Regions from separate parts of the Homo sapiens genome. Here region 1 is linked to region 2. A link is an interaction called in ENCODE POLR2A ChIA-PET data of the cell type or tissue named here. Cell type or tissue: HepG2. All regions are shown on one strand.

The links. ChIA-PET counts read pairs that join two places held together with the same protein. Peaks named below come from ENCODE experiments on the same cell type or tissue, not always from the same donor. Only the 100,000 strongest peaks of a DNase experiment are listed, where the experiment ranks them.
Region 1: POLR2A ChIA-PET joins it to region 2 with 5 read pairs; 5 of 35 experiments call an interaction of 5 or more read pairs at or near these places.

Annotation. Positions count from the first base shown.
Region 1 is chr16:89,835,701-89,839,700 of GRCh38, reverse strand. The region is part of intron 1 of SPIRE2 (spire type actin nucleation factor 2); the gene reads right to left. LOC124903760 (a long non-coding RNA gene) reads left to right here and starts at 1,663. Exons shown (of 2, transcript XR_007065186.1): 1 at 1,663-2,001; 2 at 2,094-3,142. RefSeq lists enhancers at 1,421-2,042, 2,043-2,665. In HepG2, a CTCF peak has its summit at 910; DNase peaks (open chromatin) are centred at 870, 1,800 and 3,070; H3K4me3 peaks cover 1,045 bases.
Region 2 is chr16:89,740,788-89,744,787 of GRCh38, reverse strand. It overlaps ZNF276 (zinc finger protein 276), which reads right to left. Exons shown (of 11, transcript NM_001113525.2): 11 at 3,863-4,000. FANCA (FA complementation group A) reads left to right here. Exons shown (of 43, transcript NM_000135.4): 37 at 1,850-1,988; 38 at 3,922-3,984. Among named protein-coding and RNA genes, the nearest start is that of ZNF276, 21 kb to the right of the region's middle. RefSeq lists enhancers at 484-653, 1,150-1,319, 3,284-3,453, 3,569-3,738, 3,981-4,000 and a silencer at 2,950-3,150. In HepG2, no CTCF peak of the experiment used is centred here; no DNase peak of the experiment used is centred here.

The DNA of each region.
Region 1 (4,000 bases), 95 kb before region 2:
TTTGGCTACATTGGGCCCAACCCCCGCACGTGGCCGCTGCTTAAACGCTGACTGTGAGTGAAGCCATCTCTGATCTCTCCCGCCTCCAGGGGTTTCCTGCTTCCCAGGTCTCAGGCTGAGTGCTCTCAGAAGCACCAGGGCCAGGGCAGACAGGGGGACGCAGCACACCCATTCCTGGCAGACCCACGAACTAGCAACAGCCCAAAGCAGGCACCCTGCAGCAACTTTCAAATCAGCGCCGCCCCCCACCCACTGCCAACACTCCTGGAAGGCACAGGCACCCGGCCACACACCCATGACATCCCTAACAGTTTTTTTTTTTTTTTTGAGATGGAGTCTCGCTCTGTCGCCCAGGCTGGAGTGCAGTGGCGCGATCTCGGCTCACTGCAATCTCTGCCTCCTGGGTTCATGCCATTCTCCTGCCTCAGCCTCCTAAGTAGATGGGACTACAGGCGCCCGCCACCACGCCCAGCTAATTTTTTGTATTTTTAGTAATTTTTTTGTATTTAGTAATTTTTGTATTTTTAGAGATGGGGTTTCACCATGTTAGCCAGGATGGTCTCGATCTCCTGACCTCGTGATCCACCCGCCTTGGCCTCCCAAAGTGCTGGGATTACAGGCGTGAGCCACAGCGCCCAGCCCCCTCCTAACAGTTTAACACTCGAAACACAGATGTGTCCACTTGAGACACGTCTGTAATCCCAGCACTTTGGGAGGCCGAGGCAGATAGATCACCTGAGGTAAAAGGTTCAAGACCAGCCTGGCCAACATGGTGAAACCCCGTCTCTACTAGATTGCACACAGGGACACTGGGCAGCCATGAAAGAGAACAAGAGCCCTTTGTGCGGAGAAAACCCAAGACCCACACTGAGGAAAAGAGAGGGGAGCCCCTGAGTGCAGGAGGAGACAGAGCCACCTGCCTGCTGCACAGATGAAAAACACTCCTAGCACGGGCTGTTGGACACCCTTCATTGCACTCTGCACTTTGATTTGGAGCATGTGGATGTGCGAGTGTCAAGAAATCAAGGTGTGAGAGTGAGTAAGCCCGCAGCACCCAAGTCAGTCTTAGAATTCAGGGTGGGGGCCTGGTGGTCTGGGGCAAACACAGATCTGCCATCAGACAGCCTGTGTGGCTTCCGTGGCTCACCGTGCTTCCCTGAGCTTCCCTGGTTCCCGCTGATGAAACAGAGAAATCACCTACCATAAGAGTTATTGTAGGCTGGGGACGGTGGCTCACGCCTGTAATCCCAGCACTTTGGGAGGCCGAGGCAGGCCGATCACCTGAGGTAAGGGGTTCAAGACCAGCCTGGCCAACATGGTGAAACCCCATCTCTACTAAAAAATACAAAAATTAGCTGGGCATGGTGGTGGGTTCCTGTAGTCCCAGCTACTCAGGAGGCTGAGGCAGGAGAATGGCAAGAACCTAGGAGGTGGAGTTTGCAGTGAGCTGAGATTGCACCACTACACTCCAGCCTGGGCAATGTGGTAAGATCCCGTCTCTCTTAAAAATACAAAAAAAAAAAAAAAAAAAAAAAATGCTGAGCGTGGTGGTGTGTGCCTGTGGTCCCAGTTACTCTGGAGGCTGAGGTGGGAGAATCGTTTGATCCCCGGAGGCGGAGACTGCAGTGAGCTGAGGCACTCCAGCCTGGGTGACAGAGCAAGACTTGTCTCAGAAAAAAAAATAAAAACAAAAAAAGAAGCTGCTGAGAGCAGGCAAATGGAAGCCCAGAGGGAGAAACGCCCGCACGAAACCAGGAGTCTGTGTTTGTTTAGCAAACAGAGCCTGCTCTTTGGGTCAGAGGGAACCATGTGGTTGAGCCGTGAGCTTCCTCTTGCATCTCACTTCCGCCAGTGCTCGTCTCAGAGGGCGGTGGCTGATCCCTGGCTGAGACCAACCCACTCGTTCCATAAACTCACACGCCCCCCGCACGGGGCGTCCTCCTCCTCAACAAGAACCCAGGATGCCAGGCATCAATGCCTGCGGAGACCCGAGTCCGGGAGGTGCGTGCGGAGACCCGAGTCCGGGAGGCGTGTGTTGGCCACAGAACTGCCCTCAGCAGTGCCCCTGATCCCCCGCTTCTCCGCTCCTGCAGGGATCCCGACCCAGCCCCTGCCTGGCGTGTGTCAAGTCTTGAGGTGAGCCCTAAGGGGACCCCACCGCTGGTCACAGCAGAAAGGCAGCAGCTGAGAGGTGACAGCGTCAGATCCTACCTGAGAAGGTGCCCTCTCTCCTGGCTAAGAAGCACCCCTGTCACATGCGCCTCACGATGCGGCTATGCTATTAATCCCGGTCCAAGAGGTCCAGAGAGGGTGAGGAACTGACCCAAGGCCACCCAGCTGAGTCTGACCCTGGGCCTAGCCTTGGCTCCAGGGCTGACACGGAGACCTCAACTCTTCCCCCTCACCACCATCCGAGTCCCCTGAGGGTGGGGTGCCTCACTCCTGCAGCAGCAGACCAGGGAACTTGTTACAGATGCAGATTCTCAGGCTGACCTGGGAGGGTCAGAGTCAGATGTTCCGGGCAGGACTCGGATCTGGATTTAACAGGCCTGACAACGGAGCCTCGAGTCCTGCTCGAGGGAGAAGACCTGCAATTCCAGAACCCACGCGACGGGCCAGGCACGGGCAGCTTTGGAAACACAGATTCCTGGGGCCTGCAAAGACCTACAGAACAGGAATCTGGGGTGCAGGATTTTTTCTTTTTTTAGCTGGAGTTTCACTCTTGTTACCTAGGCTGGAGTGCAATGGCGCAATCCTGGCTCACCACAACCTCCGCCTCCCAGGTTCAAGCGATTCTCCTGCCTCATCCTCCTCAGTAGCTGGGATTACAGGCATGTACCACGACGCCCAGCTAACTTTCTTTTTTTCTTTTTTTTTTTTTTCAGTAGAGACGGGGTTTCTCCATGTTGGTCAGGCTGGTCTCGAACTCCCGACCTCAGGTGATCCGCCTGCCTTGGCCTCCCAAAGTGCTGGGATGACAGGCGTGAGCCACCGCCCCCGGCCGGGGGATATTTTTCACAGCTCTCCAGGGCGGTGAGACCTTCACAGCAGAGGTCAAGGTCGTTCTGGGTGAATGTACATTCCGGATTCTTGCATTTCACTGTATGTAAATTTCACCTCAAAAGAAACAACTATAAACAAACGTTGGTGTCTGCTTAATACCACACAGGCTGAAGTATTTAGGGGAACCGTCCTACCATCCACAACTTCCCTGAAATGCATTAAAATGAGATGGAAGGGAGGATGGAGAGAGACGCAAGGAAATACCTGGAGACAGTGGAGGAGGATCTGGAGGTGGGTTGTGGGCACTCCCTCAGATTCTCGGCCCCCGGTCCGCTGCAGTCGGCAGAATCACGGCCCCTAAAGCTGTCTGTGTTCTAACCCCAGAACCTGTGAGCATGTACCGAGAGGAGCTTACAGTGGCAGTTGAGGGTCCAGGTGCTGACCCCTGACAGGTGGATCATCCTGGGTTTCTGACCTCTTCAACTGTAAGAGAATAACCTATGTTTGTTTTGTTTTTGTTTTTGAAATGGAGTCTCACTGTGTCGCCCAGGCTGGAGGGCAGTGGCGCAATCTCGACTCACTACAACCTCCGCCTCCCAGATTCAAGCGATTCTCCTGCCTTAACCTCCTAAACAACTGGGACTACAGACGCCCGCCACCAAGCTCAGCAAATTTTTGTATTTTTAGTAGAGACGGGGTTTCACCATGTTGGCCAGGCTGTTCTCAAACTCCTGACCTCATGTGATCCGCCAGCCTCAGCCTCCCAAAGTGCTGGGATTACAGGTGTGAGCCACCACACCTGGCCCATACACTCCTTTTAAACTACTCCCACGCACTCCTCCCGCTCCTCAGTCCCAGAGAGACACACGCGCTGGAATGAAGGGGTCTTTGGAATGAGGAGGACAGAGAAGCCAGGCGAGGCTGGGCCCTTCCTCCAGGTGTCCTCGACTTCCCCGGCACGGGCTGATTTGCCTAATTACCAGGTGTGTTTCCAGCC
Region 2 (4,000 bases):
CTACTGGGGAGGCCGAGGCAGGAGAATCAGTTGAACCCAGGAGGTGGAGTTTCCAGTGAGCCGAGATCACTCCAACGGCCAATAGAGCAAGACTCTGTCCAGAAAAAAAACAAAAAAAAAAACAGCCTCTGCCAGTGTCTCGTCTGAGTGAGGAACGGCCTCTCCCAGGCTCCCGTCTGAGTGAGGAGCTCGAGTGATTCCTTTGCACCTGCTCCCCTTCCTCTTAAATCTAATGTGGGCTCCTAGAGTGCACCGCGTGCTGGTAGGGTCAGTGTCATGGGGACCTCAGGGATGCAGATTCTCAGCCTACCCTGACCTGTCGACCCCAGTCAGATATTCACGGGTCCTTGCAAACCATCAAGCTCCTGGCGCAATCCAGGCTCACACACCCTTCTGAGGACCACAGAGCTGACAGCCACTCCACCTGCTGAATGTGGGTGCCGTGTTCTTAAGGGGTCGTCAGAGGGCACTGCTAGTACCCATCCTGCCTCCTTGGAGAACACCTTACTTTGTGACTAGTTTTGAATCACTGATGCCACACCGGGTCCCCTCAGGGTTTGGCTGCTCGCCGTCTGCTGAAAGAAGAGAAGAGGGCCCCGGCGCGGTGGCGCACACCTGTAATCCCAGCACTTTGGGAGGCCAAGGCAGGTGGATCACCTGAGGTCAGGAGTTTGAGACCAGCCTGGCCAACATGTGAAACAATCTCTACTGAAAATACAGAAATGAGCTGGGTGTGATAGTGTGCGCCTGTAGTCCCAGCTACTCAGGAGGCTGAGGCAGGAGAATTGCTTGAACCCAGGAGGTGGAGGTTGCAGTGAGCCGAGATCATGCCATTGTAGTCCAGCATGGGCAATGAGAGAGAAACTCCATCTCAAAAAAGGAGAAAGCAGGTCACACCTCCAGTTCTAATTCTACAAACACAGATCAGATTGTCTGAAGTTTTGTTTTTTGTTTTGTTTTGTTTGAGACAGAGTTTCACTCTTGTCACCCACCCTAGAGTGAGATGGCACGATCTCGGCTCACCATGACCTCCGCCTCCCAGGTTCAAGCGATCCTCCTGCCTCAGTCTCCTGAGTAGCTGGGATTACAGGCGTGAGCCACCATGCCTGGCTAATTTTGTATTTTTAGTAGAGACAGGGTTTCTCCACGTTGGTCAGGCTGGTCTCGAACTCCCGACCTCAGGTGATCTGCCTGCCTCAGCCTCCCAAAGTGCTGGGATTACAGGCGTGAACCACCACGCCCTGCCTCGTTTTTGTTTATTTGAGATTGAGTCTCACTGTGTTGCCCAGGCAGATCTCAAACTGCTGGGCTTAAGCGATCCTCCTGAAGTGCTATGATTGCAGATGTGAACCGTCATGCCCAGCTTATTTAAAGTCTCTTAAACCACAGCATTGTTTCATTAATTTCCTACCAATTTTTTAACCAGCCAGAAAACTCAGACACCACACTGGGGCCAGAGCCAGGCAGTCCTTTGTTCTCTGTTGTAGGAGGGAATGCCTGATCCACAGGGCCAGGCATGGGCAACTGAGGAAAATGAGGCCTCTTCTTCCAAAATGTAGGCAGCTGGGGCCCAAGAGCACAGGGCAAGGTAGACAGGACCAGGCCAGCTGCCTGCTCAGTCAGCAGCTCTCAGAACGCCAGGATGCTGTGGGGGCAGCACCAGCACCTGCCCACACTCTCACGTGGACCTGGGGGATGCAGACCTAGTTTCTGATGGTCCTGAAACCCTTCTCTGTCCTCTGATGGAAAGGCAGGCCCCAAAGGTGACAGGTGGGAATAAGGACTTGGTTTCTATGGCGTGGTTGTATGGTTGTAAGGCCCTGCAATGACCCCGTTCTCTCTGTCCCAGTTTCCTCTCCCCTGAGGCTGCCTCCCCAGCACCCAACCCGGACTGGCTCTCAGCTGCTGCACTGCACTTTGCGATTCAACAAGTCAGGGAAGAAAACATCAGGAAGCAGCTAAAGAAGCTGGACTGCGAGAGAGAGGAGGCAAGATAGGAAATTCTTTTACTGATTTATTTTCTCGCAAGCTTGGTTTCAATCAGTGCTATTTCTCTGGGCTTGTCTGATGAACTGTTTTTCTAAAGACAAATATGTGGCTTGGAGCAAGACTTTTTTTTTTTTTTTTTTTTTTTGTATTTTTAGTAGAGACGGGGTTTCACTGTGTTAGCCAGGATGGTCTCGATCTCCTGACCCCGTGATCCTCCCGCCTTGGCCTCCCAAAGTGCTGGGATTACAGGCGTGAGCCACCACGCCCAGCTGGCTTGGAGTAAGACTTTGACTATCAAGTTTACTAGTAAAAATAATAATTTCAGTTTTTTAAATGGTTGTATGTAGTTGAGACAGGGTCTCACTGTCGCCCAGGCTGGAGTGCAGTGGTGCAGTCAGCTCACTGCAGCCTCTTCTGGGCTCAAGCCATCCTCTTACCTCAGCCTCTGGAGTAGCTCAGACTACAGGTGTGTGCCACCATGCCCGGCTAATTTTGTAATTTTTTCTGAGATGGGGGTCTGTAGTCCAGGCATGGTGGCTCATGCCTGTAATCCCAACACTTAGGGAGGCCGAGGCAGGCGGATCACTTGGTGTCAGGAGTTTGAGACCAGCTTGGGCAACATGGTGAAACCCTGTCTCTACTAAAAACACAAAAATTAGTCGGGTGTGGTGGTGCGCACCTACAATCCCATAGCCTGTAAAGCTACTCAGGAGGCTGAGGCAGGAGGATCACTTGAACCCAGGGGGCAGAGGCTGCAGTGAGCCAAGATCACGCCACTGCCCTGCAGTCTGGGTGACAGAGCGAGACTTGTCTCAAAAAAAAAAAATTTGTTTAAAGTAAAAATTAAAAGAGATGGGGGTCTCACTGTGTTGCCCAGGCTTGAAGTGCGTTTCTTCAGCTTATTTTTATCCTCATCACAGCCCAGCGTAAATGCTGTCAGCCTTCAAGTGGTGCCTTCTGTGTTCATGCTGCAGTAGCCTTGATTCATGTGCTGAGGGACAGCCCCAGATAAGCTTGCAGTGAGACAGCTCAGACCTGGGGTGCTGGGGACAAGAGGCAGCAAGGATGGGACCGTCTGCAGCCATAGGCATAGGGAAAGGAGTGGGAGAGGCTGCTCTTGAATTCCAGGCCAGGGACCATGTTCGACTCAGACCCACTGCCCACCTGGTTGCTGCACCCTGGAAAGCCTGACTGCCCCCACAAGACCAGTGACACCCACACAGCTCTCTGTGCAGGGAGCCAAGGGTGGTGTGTGCAGAACAGGAACAGAAACAAGCATCCCACAAGAGAGCTGGAGGCAGCAGCCCTCTGTGCCCAGCCCGAGATCCGCAACGCATAGGTGCCATGTCAGCACACAACTTACACCAGCTCAAAGCTGGATCGACAGCAGCGCCCAGGGTTTTGGTGATTATAACCACCCTGCAGGGGTTCTTCTGAGTACGTCTTCAGGTTTCTTGTGTAGTTTTGTTAGAAGGGATTTTAGTGGCTCCAGGGCCTTAGGACCCTAGTGTGCAGCGAGGAGTGTCCACAGAGACCCTGCCCAGTCAGGCCCTACTTTAGGCTGGAGCCTGTGGGCTTATCTTCAAGGATTTTACAAACACTTCTGACAGGAGGCCTTGCAGGGAGATGATGCTGAGTTGGGACTGCGCACAGCCAAGGAGACCGCAGCAGTCTTCTCTTTCTGGCTCTTGTCACTTTTTCAAACTGTTTCTAGCTTTGTTTAAAGGCAAGTGTGAAATGACCCAGCCAGTAGTAATTAATTCTCAATTAAGCTGTCTCTCTAGAAGTGATTGGAAAGTTTTCTAAGATCCACTTAAAGGATTTATGGCCTAGATGTAAAAAATTTCAATTAAAGAGGAATGTGTCAGCCTTATTTAGAATGACAGCACAGGTAATTTTAATGTAATAATAAGTGCACGTTTTTATTTACAGCTATTGGTTTTCCTTTTCTTCTTCTCCTTGATGGGCCTGCTGTCGTCACATCTGACCTCAAATGTAAGTCAGACCTTAC